2 separate regions of the Homo sapiens genome follow, and region 1 is linked to region 2. Evidence: read pairs that join two places in POLR2A ChIA-PET (ENCODE). Cell type or tissue: CD4-positive, alpha-beta T cell. All regions are shown on one strand. Links, peaks and the distances in the headings refer to the core of each region. The heading gives the core; the rest is flanking DNA.

The links. ChIA-PET counts read pairs that join two places held together with the same protein. Peaks named below come from ENCODE experiments on the same cell type or tissue, not always from the same donor. Only the 100,000 strongest peaks of a DNase experiment are listed, where the experiment ranks them.
Region 1: POLR2A ChIA-PET joins it to region 2 with 5 read pairs; 9 of 35 experiments call an interaction of 5 or more read pairs at or near these places.

Annotation. Positions count from the first base shown.
Region 1 is chr4:77,865,109-77,869,511 of GRCh38, forward strand. The region is part of intron 1 of MRPL1 (mitochondrial ribosomal protein L1); the gene reads left to right. Among named protein-coding and RNA genes, the nearest start is that of MRPL1, 4.5 kb to the left of the region's middle. In CD4-positive, alpha-beta T cell, for the core only: no CTCF peak of the experiment used is centred there; no DNase peak of the experiment used is centred there.
Region 2 is chr4:77,732,950-77,737,352 of GRCh38, forward strand. The region is part of intron 8 of CNOT6L (CCR4-NOT transcription complex subunit 6 like); the gene reads right to left. Among named protein-coding and RNA genes, the nearest start is that of CNOT6L, 84 kb to the right of the region's middle. RefSeq lists an enhancer at 2,049-2,108. In CD4-positive, alpha-beta T cell, for the core only: no CTCF peak of the experiment used is centred there; a DNase peak (open chromatin) is centred at 2,202.

The DNA of each region.
Region 1 (4,403 bases), core at 272-4,271, 130 kb after region 2:
CGAACTCCTGATCTCAAGTGATCCACTCACCTCTGCCTCCCAAAGTGCTGGGATTACAGGCATGAGCCACCATGCCCAGCCGATTATTGTCTATACCTTAATGGTTATCAAATTTATATCTACAGTTGGGATCACTCTTCTGAACTTTAGATTCTTATACTCATCTGAGTATTCTACATCTCCACTTTGATAGCATATCAGCACCTTGCAGTTGTTTAAAATCAAATTCATTGTCATAGCCTGCAGTCTTTTTCTTCTCATTTGAAGGCAATTCCATCCTTCATTTGTCCAGGCCAAAACCTCAGAATATCCTTGACTCTTTTTTTTTTTTGAGACAGGATCTCACTGTGTTGGCCAGGCTAGAGTGCAGTGGCCCGGTCACGGCTCACTGCAGCCTTGACCTCTGGGGCCCACTATGACCAGCTAATTTTTTTTTTGGTAGAGATGAGATCTCACTGTGTTGCCCAGGCTGCTCTCGAGCTCCTGGGCTCAAGTGATCCTTCCACTTCAGTCTCCTGAAGTGCTGGCAGTACAGGCTCTGAGCCACTGCACCTGGCTGACTCCTCTCTGTATCTCACACTTTACATTAAATAGTTTGCAAATCCTGTTGGCTTTACGCTTAAAATAAATCCAGACTCTGACTTCTCACTGCCCCACTGCAGCTACCTTGTTCCCACCTGCTACCATCTCTCACTTGGATTTCTCTACAGTCTACTGTCAATGAGTAGTGAAATTCATCCTTTAAGGACCTCAGTCATGTTACTCCTGTGCTCAGAACTCTGCAAAGCCTTTCCATTTTTCTAAATCCAAAGCCCTTAGAATGGCCTACAGTTGTGCTATTCATTTTGTTAGCCACTATTTATTGAGCACTTCAAATTGGTTAATCTGAATTGAATTTGTCAAATATACATTAGATTTTGAGGGCTTAGCATAAAAAAAAACATGTAAAATACTTTTTTCTGAGATGGAGTCTTGCTCTGTTGTCCAGGCTAGAGTGCAGTGGCATGATCTCGGCTCACTGTAACCTGTGCCTCCCAGGTTCAAGTGATTCTGTAGTCTCAGCCTCCCGAGGAGCTGGGATTACAGGCACATGCCACTGGGTCCGGGTAATGTTTGTATTTTCAGTAGAGACGAGGTTTTGCCCTGTTGACCAGGTTGGTCTTGAACTCCTGACCTCAGGTGATCCACCCGCCTCAGCATCCCATACTGCTGGGATTACAGGCGTGAGCCACCACACCCAGCCCAATTTTTTTACATTGATAATTTAATAATACTTTGGGGTATTAGTGATAAAATATTAACTTACTGTTTCTTTTTACCTTATATATTGTAGTTATTAGAAAATTTTAAATTGTACATGTGGCTTACATTATTCTTCTGTTGAGTAGCACTGGTGTACAAGTCTTCGATATCACCTTGTGCCTACCTTCTCCTACCCCCGCCTCACCCAGCTGACCTCTCTGACCTCTTCTCCATCTATCCTCCCTCACACTCACTCTGCTGTAACCAGCTGGCCTTCTAGTTTCTTAAACACATTAAGAACACTCTTGCCTTAGAATCTTTGCCCTAGAACAGTTTCTTGGTGTTTGCGTGGCTAACTTTCCCATATCTTTTCAACTCTTTGCTGAAATATCACCCCCCTTTTTTTTTTTTTTTGAGACAGAGTTTCGCTCTTGTTGCCCAGGCTGGAGTGCAATGGCGCGATCTCGGCTCACTGCAACCTCCGCCTCCTGGGTTCAGACGATTCTCCTGCCTCAGCCTCCTGAATAGCTGGGATTACAGGCGCCTGTCACAACGGCCAGCTAATTTTTGTATTTTTAGTAGAGATGGGGTTTCAACATGTTGGCCAGGCTGGTCTCGACCTCCTGACCTCGTGATCCTCCCACCTCGGCCTCCCAAAGTGCTGGGATTACAGGCATGAGCCACCATGCCTGGCCTCAAATGTCACCCTTTTAATGAGGCTTGTCTTAACCACTATACTTAAAATTGCAAACCACTTTCCACTGATACAATCCCTTTTATCCTGCAGTGCCTCCATCCCCCAATTATTTTTATTGGTATTGTCTTCCCCCTCTAGACATAAGCCCTATGAGGATAGGGATTTTTATGTTTTATTCACTGATGTACCTAAATGCTTCCAGCAGTGCTAGCACATGTTTCATTGGCGTATTTGTTGAATGAATGAATGAATAAATGGATCATCAGAAAAATGGCCCCTTTCATGTGCTGTAATGCATAATATTTGAGTCCAATTTTTGCTCTCATTTGTTCAAATTTTCTTCATTCAACAAATGTTTATTTAGAGTCTTCACTTGACAAACACTGTGCTAGGTGCTAGGTATACAATGCTGAACAAGCTATATACATTTCCTGCCCATGATGCTTACCATCTATTGAGGAGCAGGAATTAATTGGATAATTCTTTTCTTTTTCTTTTTCTTTTTCTTTTCTTTTCTTTCAAGAGACGGGGTCTCACTATGTTGCCCAAGCTGGTCTTGAACTCCTGGGCTCAAATTATCCTCCCACCTCAGTCTTCTGAAGTGCTGGCATTATAGGCATGAGCGATCAACCCGCCTTGGCTTCCCAGTGTTGGGATTACATGCGTGAACCACTACACCCAGCCTTGGATAGTTATTTCTTTTTTTTTTTTTTTTTTTTTTTTTTTTTAGACGGAGTCTTGCTCTGTCGACCAGGCTAGAGGGCAGTGGCACGATCTCGGCTCACTGCCAGCTCTGCCTTCCGGGTTCACGCCGTTCTCCTGCTTCAGCCTCCCGAGTAGCTGAGACTATAGGCGCCCGCCACCATGCCTGGCTAATTTTTTGTATTTTTAGTAGAGACGGGGTTTCACCGTGTTAGCCAGGATGGTCTTGATCTCCTGACCTCGTGATCCGCCCACCTCAGCCCCCCAAAGTGCTGGGATTACAGACATGAGCCACCGCGCCTGGCCAGTTATTTCTTTTTTTTTTCCTTTTGAGATGGAGTCTCACTCTGTTGCCTAGGCTGGAGTGCAGTGGCACGATCTTGGCCCACTGCAACCTCTGCTTCCCAGCTTCAAGTGATTTTCCTGCTTCAGCCTCCTGAGTAGCTGGGACTACAGGCACGTGTCACCATGCCCAGCTAACTTTTGTGTGTATATTTTGTTTTTTTTTCTGTGATGGACTCTTCCTCTGTTGCCTAGGCTGGAGTGCAGTGGCTCAATCTTGGCTCACTGCAACCTCTGACTCTGGGGTTCAAGCAGTTCCTGCCTCAGCCTCCCGAGTAGCTGGGATTACAGGAGCATGCCACCACACCCGGCTAATTTTTTTTGTATTTTTAGTAGAGACGGGGTTTTACCATGTTGGCCAGGCTGGTCTTGAACTCCTTATCTTGTGATCCACCCTCCTCAACCTCCCAAAGTGCTGGGATTACCGGCATGAGCCACCACGCCCGACCTGGATAATTATTTCTTTAGTTAAAATTGTCCTAAGTGCTGTGAAGGAAAAGTGTAAGATGTTATACAAATGTATATGAGAGACCTAATCTATTCAGGGGAGACTCTTCTGAAGAAATAATGTTAAGTAGAGTCCTTGAAAGATAACTGTATTACTATGAACTAGTGGAGTGGAAAGCAATAGGGGAAAATGTCATAGATGGAAGATTATGAAAATTCTTAGGTGGTAAAGAACAGAGTCAAGTAACTGAAAGAAGATGAGTGTATTTGTAGCATGGTGAACATGAGGGAGAGTGGGGCTAGAGGATGCTCACTGGATAGTTTAGTAGTAGCTCGTGGAGTACCTTGGTAAAAATTTCCTTTGTTCAAAGAGCCAAGTTTAGCCATCCAAGTATTTTAAGGACATGGTGAAATTTTCATTTTAAAATGATCCCTCTTACTAATATAGGTGGAAAAGAAATGGAGAGGGCCAAGTGTAGAAGACAGAACAGTTTAGAGGCTGTGGCAGTAATCCAGGTGGTAGGTGATGGTAGCCTGGACTGTGATGGTTGTAGCAGAAAGGCAAGAATAGATGGATACGATTCCCTAGGGAGAGTGAGGATTATAGAGTCAGGTGAGAAGGCAGTATAGGACTGACCTCAAGGGAACTCTAACCTTTCACTATCAATTAAAAGAGATAAGAAAGGAGAGGGAGTTGTTTCTATCTCATTGCCACGGGGTGGGAGAGATTTTGAGAATGAGTGCTGGATCAGGGAGACTCAGTAGTTCAGGAAGTTCTGAGGGCTATTTTCTCTGAAGTAGCAAGTGAGGTTATATGCTAAGAATAAGGGGAAGAGAAATGTATTAATAAAGGAGATAAAATAATACAGCTAGACAAATTGACTACAAAAGGATTGAAAACATAGATATCATGATCTAACAGTGCTACTTAAATAGTGGTATTTGGTTTCTTTTGGTCTGTAGTGTTTGATTT
Region 2 (4,403 bases), core at 116-4,115:
TGTGAGGTTATCTGAAAGAGAAATGATGGTGGCTTGAACAAAGGCAAGAGAAATCAAGAGGAGTGAGCAGTTTCAAAATGTGTCCTATAGACAGGATTGACCATTGTCCATATCAGACTTCTTCAAACAATTTTAAGCTGTGGAATACCTTTTACAGTTTCTGGTGAGATTCCCACAGATAAAACAGATAAAAGCAGCATTATGTTAGAATAAATCAACCACTGAAAACAAGCAACCTATTTTGATGAATATAAAAATTTGAAATCAGAGGACAGAGATGATATAGTTTTATATCAGTCTCAGTGTCCAATTTTTGTATTTTGTTTTGGTTACAGAGTATTATTAAAAATCCTGATTCACACAGCTATAAATGGTAAATAACTGGCCCTATACTCAGAAAAAAGAAGCAGACATGAAGAAATTTGATTCAGAGGTCTGCACCAAAAACAAGTTAACTAAGCAGTACTTTATGAACACGTTAATGATTTCCAAAATGTTAAAACTTGTATTTGAAACATGTGAGTGAACATGTTATTTTCAAATTACAGTTCAATTATTCACATTTAATTTTTGAGATATCTTCTAAATATTCACAGAACTTCTATGGTATACTTACAGGAACCTAGGATTCTGTACAAAAGTCTTAAAAATCCTGTTAATTATAATATTTTTATAACTGGAATAATTTTACTTCTACCAAAGCTAGGTCATTCTTTGGGGCGTAGGGGCAGGGGAGCATAGGACTCTAATTAAAAGAAATAACTAAAATTTGCTTTCCTGTATTCTTCTCCCATTTTTTCCATTAAAACTAGATCTAGATCTTTTCAAGAATATACATTAAATCTAATTTCTCTTCCAAATGACACCACTTTAAATATCTGACAATAGATGTCAATGCTCTCCCACCCTCCATGTCTTCTCCGGAAAAGAAACGATCAGTTACACTTACATGATGTGTGATGTTGTTCATCTGAACAATTTGTTTAAATTTGCTCAACAAATTTAAATTGAACTGACAACTGGGTCTGTCTTTTTGAAAAGTTCATTTGAACAACTCAAGTTTACCCAAAGGTGCAGTACCTATAACTGGGCATAAATGAACTACAGCCTTCTTCATTTTTTAACTGTATTTTCATTAATAAAGACTAAAACTTCACTTTGGGGAAAGTCATATTGTAAGCCAAACAGGAACTAACATATATCTGAAATGTTTTGATCTTTTTGCTCTTAAACCAGGTCTTGTCAGTCCTGCATTTATAGGTACTTCAAAACAAAAACGTGGAAAAAATGATACATTAAATATGTTTATTGTAGAGATATGAGAACAAAGAAAACTAAGTCACTTATAACCCAATACCTCCATTTAAAAGTTAATATATTTCCCCAGACTTTTCTCTACACACATACACACACATATTTTTACGCATTTAGAACAATACTATTCTATCAGGGACATTTCCTATAACATTTAATATTCTTCCAAATCAATTTTGATGACTGGATTATAGTCCACTCTACAGATTCACCATAATTTATTTAACCTGTGTTGGACATTTAAGTTACTTACGTATTTTAACTAATGCCGTAATGAACATTGCTACATATATTTTTCTGTGGTCTCAGCTGATTCTTGTCCCTCCCTCTTTTTATTCCTTCCATTAATAATCTAAGAGCGGCAATCTTTACCTCAGTTAAGTATCACTTCATGAACATCTGCTCATTAGTTCACCTATTCGGATATTAAGTGCTCTGAAACTTCATTCTATTTAATTTTTAATTTTTTACAGATATGTAAGATAGATGCACAAATTTACAGGATATAATTCTATTTTTCTATTGGATCTAATTCTATTTTTCTAATAGATTAAATATCCCTGCCAGCTTTTGGACATTTATAAATGTTATGAGCATGCATTCTCTTCTCTCAAAATAATTAAATTTCTCAATAGGACAGAATAATAAAAAAAAAATGAAAGCTACCATTATTGAGGATCTATCCAGTCTCAAGATTTGTGTTAAGTACTTCATATATGTTAGTCCTAAAATTTGCACATGGAGATATACTGCTCAGATTCCTCATCAGGGATTGCTTCAGTTGCAGAAAGCTGCCTACTCATGGTCACATACTTCTAGGAGCACCACCATCCAATTAGAAATCGAAAGCAAAAGTTAAAAGTCCAGGGATGTGGGCCCCTTGTGGTTTAACTCTCACAGGCCATATAAGCTCTAAAGCTCCCTGTTGAGTCACCTGAGGCAGTCAGGCCTGCAACACTTCACTTTTCTCCGTATGTCCAATTCTGCTTCCTCCCCTTTCCACAGGTGTTGATTTCTAATAAACTCCTGAACACCAAACTATCTCCGAGTCTTCTTTCGGTTATCTCTGAGAACCCACATTGCAGCAGGAGGTATTACTACTGCCATTACAAAGATGAAGAAAACTGAGGCTGGGCAAGTCTGTCTTTTTGAAAAGTTTGATAGTTCATCCATCCCCCAAATCCTAGAATTTTTTTCTCTACTCCAATATTTATAACAGATTACCTTTGCCAGTTCTCTAACCACACTTCCGTAAGATCTTTAATACCATAAGATATAATTATCTTCATCTGAAAACCTAACTAGTTAGTGCAGTTTAGTGACTCTCTTGGCTTACCAATCTCACCGTCTTGGTTTGCCATTCTCCTCTTTACCTGGTCTTAGTGTTTCTACTTTGAGGAAAATTCTTCTCAATAGAAATCATGAAAGCAAAACATAAATTGTATAGAGCTGTTTTTTGTTGATCGTCAATTACTGATTATACAGTCTGCAGCGGGTCCATTCCTTCCTTGTTATTTACAGTGCATAATGTTAGTTAAAATATCCTCCTCACTGCCTTAGCACTTTCACCCAGCCTTTTCTTTTTCTTAAGTTTCTTAGTAATGATCATAGGTTCATTAAACTTTTTTAAAAATACATGATTAGTTATTGATCTTTCTTCATTTAAATAACAATTCTTTAAACATAAATCTTGAGCAACCACTGGGTTATCAGATGCTTGCAACTATCCTTCCAACTTTATTTCTCATTGGTATATACTGCCATACTTTTGACTTTTAAAACTTCTCAATCTTTTAAAGGTACCTTCTTTTTACTGTCATGGTTTCAAAAGTCCAGAAAAGCAAAACTAGTCTTCCTAAACAGGATGCATATGTCATTATAACTAACACTCCCTTCCACTGCCACTGAGAAACTCTAGAGCACACATTCTCACTCAAGTTTTATCACTTCAGCTTCACCAAGGGTTGAAAAACCAAAGAGAGAGTTGAAAACTAGTTGAACCAAATAAAGTTCCTTCTTTCTAGTAAATAAGAGTGTTGATATGTTTCTTGAACTTTAAGACTTTCTCAGATATTCTGTTTTTAAAAGAATGAGATTTCTAGCATTAGTGCTGATGGCTGTAATCTACAATTTATCTTATTTCCTTGTTTATAACTGTAATAAATTTACAATATAGTAAGATATAATTACCCATATTCTATCCCTACTACCTTAACAATGCTACTTCTTGCATTCCCTTCCCATACAAACCAAATGCACTCTATTCTGCATCTACTTTGTTTCACAGATTTCCATACAGGTAACATTTTGAAATATAGAGGTTTTCTGCCATTCTTTCTATTATTAGATGTTTCTTCTCAATTAGACATATTAGTTTATAGTTACTTTCCAATCATTGTTCCAAGCCATACAGCCTTGGTAATACGGAAAATCTTAAACTTGTCTCTTTCGATACATTAGTTTACCATTCATACTCTGTGACTGGTATACAGATGCTAAAAGCATTATTCCTGATGATATTTTATTCTAAGAATTCTTCTGTATATTCACATTTTTGAAAAAAAAACTAGACGAAAGGTCAAATGGATAAAAGAACATATATTAATATAATAAAGACTGCTATGACCAAAAAATCCCCTTATATGATTTGAGAATTATTATTAGGTTGGATGTTTCATGTGCAAAAAGAACACGTCCAGAGCAGTCCTTCAAATAAAGACATAACTCAATTTCTTACCAACTTGTAGTCTAAAAATAACTTTGTGGGCTCTGATGTAATTAATTAATGCTAGAGAGAGGACAGTGACTGCCAACTATGAGAAACTAAAGCAATCTATAGGATTTAAGTAATATTCCATCCCTGAATTCATTTACAAGTAAAAAGGGGCAATGTAATACACAGTCAAGACAATAGTATAATCACACAAAGTTAACTCTGACCCTTTCTGGATCACATCCCAACACTGTTAAAACCAAACCAAATAGAAGTTCTTACTATATTCAGTATAAAATGATATAAAATGTGTTCTTGGTCCCTTTAAGTAATCATGGGAGTGCCAGAAGGTAACTAATTGGAAAAGGTAAGCTGA